Regions from separate parts of the Homo sapiens genome. Here regions 2 and 3 are each linked to region 1. Evidence: chromatin contacts called from ENCODE Hi-C or POLR2A ChIA-PET data. All regions are on one chromosome and are shown on one strand. Each heading gives the region's core, a stretch centred on a gene start or an enhancer-like site at or near the end of the contact. The rest is flanking DNA. Distances are from core to core; before and after follow the strand shown.

What was found. A loop is a pair of places that touch in the nucleus more often than their neighbours do. ChIA-PET counts read pairs that join two places held with the same protein, here RNA polymerase II (POLR2A). Pooled maps may share reads with other maps.
Region 2: a loop to region 1 is called in a pooled map, with 4 times the contacts of the local background. The contact joins two enhancer-like sites. A Hi-C loop is called at or near these places in 1 of 168 maps with a recorded cell type or tissue (cardiac septum), 1 of 37 single-sample maps with no recorded cell type and 3 of 50 pooled maps. POLR2A ChIA-PET finds 5 or more read pairs at or near these places in 4 of 52 experiments (OCI-LY7, activated B cell, activated CD4-positive, alpha-beta memory T cell and 1 more).
Region 3: a pooled map shows a loop between it and region 1 (5-fold over the local background). The contact joins two enhancer-like sites. A Hi-C loop is called at or near these places in 2 of 168 maps with a recorded cell type or tissue (Panc1 and dorsolateral prefrontal cortex), 5 of 37 single-sample maps with no recorded cell type and 5 of 50 pooled maps. POLR2A ChIA-PET finds 5 or more read pairs at or near these places in 3 of 52 experiments (MCF 10A, activated B cell and endothelial cell of umbilical vein).

The regions. Positions count from the first base shown.
Region 1 is chr13:50,511,319-50,514,038 of GRCh38, forward strand. The region is part of intron 5 of DLEU1 (deleted in lymphocytic leukemia 1); the gene reads left to right. Among named protein-coding and RNA genes, the nearest start is that of DLEU1-AS1, 15 kb to the right of the region's middle. Within about 2 kb of position 1,398, at least 33 of the 41 ENCODE cell types and tissues checked have a DNase peak (open chromatin) inside an H3K27ac peak, as active enhancers do; they include OCI-LY7, where a contact is called at or near this core.
Region 2 is chr13:50,892,446-50,895,165 of GRCh38, forward strand. All of the region lies in intron 1 of RNASEH2B-AS1 (RNASEH2B antisense RNA 1), which reads right to left. Among named protein-coding and RNA genes, the nearest start is that of RNASEH2B, 16 kb to the right of the region's middle. RefSeq lists enhancers at 1,131-1,670, 1,141-1,290. Within about 2 kb of position 1,251, at least 8 of the 41 ENCODE cell types and tissues checked have a DNase peak (open chromatin) inside an H3K27ac peak, as active enhancers do; they include OCI-LY7, where a contact is called at or near this core.
Region 3 is chr13:50,235,667-50,238,386 of GRCh38, forward strand. All of the region lies in intron 2 of DLEU1 (deleted in lymphocytic leukemia 1), which reads left to right. LOC124900337 (a long non-coding RNA gene) reads left to right here. Exons shown (of 2, transcript XR_007063796.1): 2 at 1-2,720. Among named protein-coding and RNA genes, the nearest start is that of DLEU2, 110 kb to the left of the region's middle. Within about 2 kb of position 1,410, at least 4 of the 41 ENCODE cell types and tissues checked have a DNase peak (open chromatin) inside an H3K27ac peak, as active enhancers do.

The DNA of each region.
Region 1 (2,720 bases), core at 148-2,647:
TTAGCTTGCAGATGGCCTATTGTGAGACTTAACCTTGTGATCATGTGAGTCAGTTCTCCTAACAAACTCCCCTTCATACATTCATCTGTCCAATTAGTTCTGTCCCTTTAGAGAACATTGACTAATACAGTGTGACAGGTCAAGCAAGTGATAGGCTGAGAATTGACCTCTAGATAGAGCAAATTATTGGAGACTTTGATAAGAGCAGTGTCAGTTGAGTGGTGAAGGCAAAACCCTGAGACATGGGTTCAAAAGAGGATGGAAGGAGGAGAAATTGGGGCTGTACAGAACTGGGGCATAAAAATGGCCTATATCTGAAAATAACTCCAAAAATTTATTATTAAAATTAATTTCATTTGTTTCTTTTTAAATTTTTTTCATGTGGCTACTAGAAAAATTAAAATGACAGATGTGGCTCACATTATATGGCTACTGGACAGCACTGATATAAATTATGCTTTTCATAGTTTTATCATAAAGGGGACCAGAAGATGGGATGGTAGCTGGTGGTGAAGTGGGGTAAAGAGAAACTTTTTTCCCCTGAAATGGGAGAATTGCAGCATGTTTGTATGTGGGAATAATATAGTCAAAAGTAGAAGTTGATGATGCAGCAGAAGAGACAGGGGACAAATGATGTCCTGGAGTAGGTGAGTGCATTTGGGTTCCAGCGCATAGGTGGAGGGTGGCCGAAGGGTTATGGACTGTTCATACAGAGTGACAGGAGAGGAAGCAGAATGTGAGGTTTGCAAACAAAGGTGAGTATTTATGGACATGGGAGTGCTTGGAAGTTCCTCTTTTGTAATCTTAGTGACATAGGGAGCCAGTCTTCAGCTGAGAAAAGAGGATGGGGGAGGAGGTTCTCTTCTGACATACACTATAGACCACAGAATTTGGAAAAAAAAAAAAAAAGCTTGCTACTAGGTCACTTAGAAGACAAGGAGGGGACAATGTAGGGTGTAGGGTACTTCGGATTTGCTGGTGGTTCATTACCGGAAACAAAAAATGAAACAACCCATTGGAGACATGTTCCCACTCGGTCATCTTGTCTCCTTCGTTTCTTGGATCCCAGTTTTTTTGTCTGTCTGTTTATTTGTTTGTTTTATCAAAGCAGAAAATAAAAACTCCAATTCTCTCCTCCTCAGTTTGCTTGGTGTTCAACATAGTTCCTCCTGCTGCGGGCCAGCTTGGTTTCTTTAAACTTTAATTGCCACAAAAACGTTTGCACTCAGAGCCCTAAATCTTCCAAGTCCTCCTTTTGTGTTTCTTGTTTTCCTCCTCTTTTTCTGCCTTCAGGAAAGAAGTGAGATGATGATGGCTCTGTCTCAGCAGCTCTCGGGGGGACCTGCAGGCTGGGGAGGCAGCTTCTCTCTGCAATTTGGCCGCTCCTGGACTTGTTGCAGCCAGGCTTCAAAGAGAAACCACCGCTTCCTCCCCGAGCCCCACGCCAGCCTCAGAGGCAGCTGGGCCTATTGAAACATTCAAGTTTCACTTCAGGCTACTTTAAACATTTGCTTTATTCCAAAACAGCTAAACTTGGAGTTATTTTCAAATATAGGCCATTTTTATGCCCCAGTATATTGTGTGGTTTTGAAGGCTTTTTTCATATCATTAGCTGCAACCCCCAAAGGTTAAAAATAATGATTAAGTAAAATCTTTACACGGATTCCTCTGCTCCCTGGAGGGGACACTGGGCAGTGTCCAAACTGCCAGACAAGCCAAGCTGTGACAATAGTGACTTAGCTTGCGACTCTTAGGGTTGTCCAAATGATTATATTCTTGTGGGGAGGAACGTGAAAGGGGGCTGAAGAGAACAGTGTAAGACACAAATTTGGTTTGGGGTTTGGCGAGGATCAAGATTTTTAAAATGGCTCGTGTGCTGAATTCATTTTTTTTTTCTTGCTGTCTTAGAGTAACAATCACATAAACATACTCTGAGTTTATTTTCTGTGAAATAGTTGCAGTTCACCTTTCAGCTGATAAGCATCTGCCCCTAGAAAACCATAAAAAATGGAAGAGTTTACAAGAGGTTGTGAGTTGGCACAACCAGGCAGGGGAGGAGAAAGCACTTAGGACAAGTAAATATTTTACAGCACCTATATTTTCAGACTGTCGCTGCTTCCAAGGCCAGCCTCCTCTCGCTCCTGGCTCACTGCTCCTTTCCCTTACTTTTCCTGGGGCTTGCTTTCTTTCTGTCTTCTTATTTTTTTAATCTCAAAGTTAATATTTCCATTTAATTCTACCTGCTTCCTCCAGTAGTTAACATGCTAGTTAGCTATTTAAACATTTTATAGATTTCTCTGAGCTTGTCATAATTATTTTCTTGGCTGAGCCTTCTGGAGTCATTCCATGTCAGGAGACAGTCTGAAATAGAAAGACAGCAACTTTAGGGTGGGTGCAGCTGGGTTACACCTGTTGCTAAACAAAACAGGATTTATGAAAACATAAACTAAAACAAGTAAAGCAAATCAGAAAAAAAAGACAGTAAGCAGCCTGCCCTGGTAAATTGCATGCTTCTTTTACTGTTGTCCTCTTTGTGTGAGAGATTTGTTTGGGTTTTGGAAGGGACACTTCAATGCACAACCTCTGTAATCCTCAATAAATTCAGTTAGGGTGAAGCAAATCATACCAAGAGGAGGCTCCTAAGTCAAACAGAATGATTTTTTTTTTGGCGCTAAGGGGTGTTTGAATTTTGACAGCTTGTTCTACATTTTAACAATGGA
Region 2 (2,720 bases), core at 1-2,500, 380 kb after region 1:
CTCACTCTGTGAAAGAAATGAGAGTAAAGGAAGGGAAAGAAAATTAAGGAAGGCAGAAGTGAACATGGAAGAGAAAAACAATAAGAAAGAGGAAATAGAAGGGCCATGGTTTTGAAATACAACGCCTGGAAAACAGAAAATGAAAACAGAATAAAGGAATGAAATTGTAAAAGCTATGAAACAAAGTAATGAGAGAAATAAAATCTTAACTCTGAAAAAAATAGATGTGATTTATGACAAATATCAGGAAAGTGACTCAAGAGCATCCTGAAATCTCCTTGATAGTACCGAAGGGAGACCTGGGCTTCTTATGATCACTGACATCTGTAAAATAAGAATGGTAGCTGTAAATTTTGAAACGATGAAAAATAACCTTGTAGCAGGAATCAAAGGGAGAGTTTGATCTAATGTTGGCCAGAATGAGTCAAATACATTCACTTCGCTAAAGTGCTCTGCGTTGGTCAGCCGATTTTTCTTTTTTTTTTTTTTTAAAGTAAAATCTTTTTTTATTATTATTATACTTTAAGTTTTAGGGTACATGTGCACAATGTGCAGGTGAGTTACATATGTATACATGTGCCATGCTGGTGTGCTGCACCCATTAACTCGTCATTTAGCATTTTTCAGATTCTACGAGACCATTCAAATTCCAGCTCTGCTTGATATTCTCTCTCTTTGTAGTGTTGAGACAAAAGCCTTACAAATGTTTGTGTAGAGAAATCAGTGATGTTAAAAAAAGCAATCACTTGTATGAAAAATTCCAAAGACAGCACTAACATGAAATGATGAAAATGCCAAAGATATGAAAAATAAAGACAACTGTTACAAGACGTAACGGCTCTGAGTGTTTGCTTTTATGTGACAGATGTTTTTAACCAAAGCTCAACACTGGCAGTTTGAGTACACTTCTGATTTTAATTTGTGTTCTATCCCCTTTTCGTATTGATGTCTACTCACATCTGTGAAGGCTCTGTAACCTGAATTTGACAGGGGAAAGTGAACAGACTGCTTTTGGAGTGCTTCCATTAAGTCCACATAACAGACTGTTAACAAAAATCTTAAATAGCTATTCTAATCATCAACAGCAATCTTACACAAATTAAATTAGGCCCAAAGGGCCCGATTAACTTTAAAATGCCTTACAGGCATGAAACATAAATTTAACTTATTTTCCCCCTTTGGAGTAGAAAGAGAGTTGTTCAGTGTGACTCAGATGCACAGTTTAAAAAAAAAAAAAGTATGCATGCTGTGAAGACATGGAGACAGGGTTTCATTTTCTTTTTCAGGAAACCACACTTACAGGCATTGAAATTCAGTTAGGCCACAGCCATGCTCCCTGTTTACATGCAAAGTAGATGCATTAAGGTTTTCAAGGTTTTAAAGTAGATGCATTAAGGTAGAGTTTTTGCAGATGGCACAGCTACTCTAATCAGCTCAAGGAAGTCCTATTGCTAAAGAAAGGAGACATATATCAACATGCATTAACATTAAAATGATGCCTTCAGAAGAGGTAAAAGTTGAACTAGAATTTCTGTAGTTCAAACCCACCTATCAAGAAATGGGTTAGATTCATGATTTAAAATTATACCACAAATCAAAGAAAAAATACTTTTTTAAGTGTCTGCTCTTCTTTATTTTAGCCAAATCTCTAGAGGTCTGTCCAAATATATTTCTTGAATTTTCTTGAACTAGCCAGCAGGTTCATCACTTGTGGATTTGCTGTAGTCTCCAATCCTCACAAGTGTTTGATAGCTTTTCTTAGGCAACTTCCTTCCAGCTGCATGGAACATGTAATTTCGGCCCAAGTCAATAGCAGTGAATGAGAAACCCAGATGCCAGGGAAAGGCAGCCTCCCAATAGATAGAAAACACCTGAAACTGGTGATCAGCAGCTTCCGGATAAGATCTCAGGAGTTGGGCCAGTGGGTTCAAGCATGCACACTAAGAGGCAAAATGGCAGAGTTTGACTGGTATATGACCTTCTAGGAGCAATCAACTGGTAAGAGAAGAGTGCTTCAAGTAAGCATGTGTACAACTCCAGTAAACACACTGCGCATGCGGCCCCTCCCAAGCACTAGCACACAAGTGGTCAGCCCACCCCAAGGGAAGAATCAGGGGAGAGGGGACCCAAGACCCTGTAAGTATGTCAGCATATAAAACTCAAAGTCAAAAGGTCAAACTGTGTACTTGATCTCCCAAGTTGCTTGCTTGGCCCTCTTCCAAGTGTACTTTACTCCCTTTCATTCCTGCTCTAAAGCTTTTTAATACACTTTCACCACTGCTCTAAAACTTGCCTCAGTCTCTCACTCTGCCTTATGCCCCTGAGCCAAATTCTTTCTTCTGAGAAGGTAAGAATTGTTGCTGCAGACCTATACAGATTCACCGCCAGTAACACTTTCAGCTCTTACAAGACCATTATAGACACCCGTGCTTGTCAACAACCTCCTGCTCTGATAACCTCAACATAAATTTATTTCATCAAACAGCAGATGCTCTCTTGTCCCACCAGCCCAGACACCAGTGGGTGAGAGTCATGGAAGGTGTTCATTTTCTGCAAAATATTCATTAGTACTTTAGAGAACCAAAGTAATTTTCAGAAAACTACCTATTTTCCAAATACCTCAGAGGAAACTGACCATATCTGGATCACTGGTGATAGAACCTAATTAGGTGAAGCCAATGGCAGTCTTCCATCCCCTGAGATTAGTACAGGGATGGGCA
Region 3 (2,720 bases), core at 160-2,659, 280 kb before region 1:
AAACAGGGACAATAATGCTGTCCTTCTCATGCACATGGTTGTTATTTGCATTAAATGAGATAATGGGCATGAAAGCAATGGAAAACTCTTAAGGTACTCTACAAATATAGAATATAATCATTTTGAAAGCACCTGGCTTTGTAGACAACTGCGTGAACTAATGTATATTGATCAAGACATGTGTCTCGTTAGGTAAAAACTGAAAGTAAAACTCATACACTTAAGATGTGAAAATAAACTCAGCATCTGGCGTAACACTAATTTCAAAAAGTAGTATATTAATTTCAAGTAGGAAATTAAAACAATAAAACTGTGATGTGAAAAATGTTCAACATTGATGCCTCTGACCTACTTCTGATGTCCAACATATTTACAATTCTCCCGAAGACATTTCTATTAGGTTAAAACCCATTAGTATTTGTGAACAAACACAGAGTTTCTACCATTCACTGGGCACTATTAGGTACTAGGTGTCCGGGGATATTTCTATTGCTGTTCTTAGCTCTATTGTTGGTTTACTTGGCCAGTGGTTGCTAGCTTTGCCAGTGTGTGTGTGTTTGTGTGTGTGTGTTACTTATCACAAGTTTCGTTAGCTTGACAAAGAGCTGTGTATATTCATTTACATGACAAATACTTTTTTTGGATTAGCAACTCTAATAAGTACAGGGTATTTAGAAACTGTGTGTGTGTTTTTCTACCTGCAGTCGTAGTCTTAAGTATGTTTCTTAATAGCTATTGAACATAAGTTTAATATTAGCTGGATGAATAAAGTATTAGTTACTGTATTCTCTTAAAAATAGACGTAGCTTTGTTACAGCACAGAAAACTGAGCTGACCTCTTACTAGATTGGCTAAAATGAATTCTGATTAAACATTTTGTAATGGTTTATAAAGTTCGCTTCTCTACAGTATATTAAAAGATTTGTTTAAATGTTGACTGTAAGTTTGGTAAAAATGACAAAGCGGTAAAAATGACATTTGGTAAAAATGACAAGGCTTACACTTTTTGATGATGTTCATTTTCCCCAAAAGTACAGCTAAAGCTTTATCCATTATAATGAGAGTTCAGAAAAGGCAAATGACCACCTCTTTTTTTAAACCAATATGTCTTTGTGCAGTAATTTTCTTGTGGCAAGTGGCATAATCTGGGCGAAGGTAGTGATAAAACTCAGATATATTTCAAGAAAGCGAGTAAACACACTAATGACAATATTCGTATATTACATGCATCTGCTGCTTATGTACTTAAAAAAACTAAATAGGAAAATCTTACTCATCTCTGTAGAAAAACAGGGTAGAGATTACAACTTGGGGACTTCGTGATATTTTGTCTGTGTGCAGTTTGTCAGAAGGCAATTTATCTAAAGCTGGAAAAGGATATGGTTTGGCTGACTAAACTGTGTAGTGATACGAGTGATACGTAATGATAAAAATGCTTAGGGGAATTTTCGGGGCGCTCAAGTCAAGTGTACAGTGCTGTGTGGGTGTAAAAACCAGACTTCTCTCTCTGTGAAAGTTGCTGACATTTTATACCACATGCTGGACCGTTAAATCACAATTTACGTGGTCACTTGTAAATACGCCTGGTGGTGGAGGGCGAGCTTGTTTGTGCACACTTTGACATGCTTCCCTGTTGTGTGCCTCTCCCCTTTTTAAATTGCACTGGATACTTTTGTTCTGGAATCCTTGGCTGTCTAACCTGAAAGCAGTTTGGGTGAGAACTCTGGAACTGATTTATTTTCATAGGTGCTCCCTGAGGGGAGGTTTGAAGGATAATGCAGAAAAGCAAGCCTTCCAATCCTCCAACTAAAGTTCTCTAACTTGCTATTAACATGATTTCAGGCTTGCTAGAGTGCCCGAAATTCTGACATGAAGGGATTCCTTCTTCCACCACTGGGATTTGGAAGTCCCTAGGATGTTTGAATGGGGCATATTATTTAAACTCATTTTCAGTCTCCTCATTGGTAAAATGGGGCTACTCATACTTATCAAAGAGGGTTTTTGTGGAGATCAAATGAGACAATGCAAGTCACTTACTTGATATATGCTTAATAGTGACAAACATAGTGATATATATATATTAATAGTGATAGTTATTGCAATTTTTCTTTTTGTTAGGGGGAAGAGGAGGACAAACAGGCCTTTAACATGGTGGAGAATTTGTTTCCCTTCCAAATACAGTTGGAGGATTACAGAATTGATGCTCAAAGAGAAGGCTTTGCTTTCATTGCTTAAGAGGGTTTCTTGGAGAGGTTCAGCAAGAGAAACACAAAATGAGATGTAGAAAGGGGATGGGGAAGGAGACTGCATACTAATGTGTTTCATTTCCAAGTGCTTTAACTTTTCTAAGCACTAAGTCATCTGCTAACTTGTCTTCATAATATATGGGTAAAGTTGGCAGGGTGGGTATCCCTTTCTACGGGTGAGGAAACTGGAGTGTGGACAGATAAACTCACCTGTTGTCACACAACAAATCAGTGGTACAGTTGGGATTAGGACCCATGTCTCATACTCTGAGCACAGCAGTCTCTCTATTAGGTGACATTCTCAGAGTTCAATAATTTCTTTCACAGTTTTGTGTTCAGACCTGGGGTCCCCATTGCTGAGCCTATTATTGGCACCTTACAAAATATCACATATGAGAAAGGTTGTAGTCTCTTGGTCCAAAGGACTACTTTCACCTGGAGATGGTTGGAGTTGTAGTATCTGAGTTAGATAAG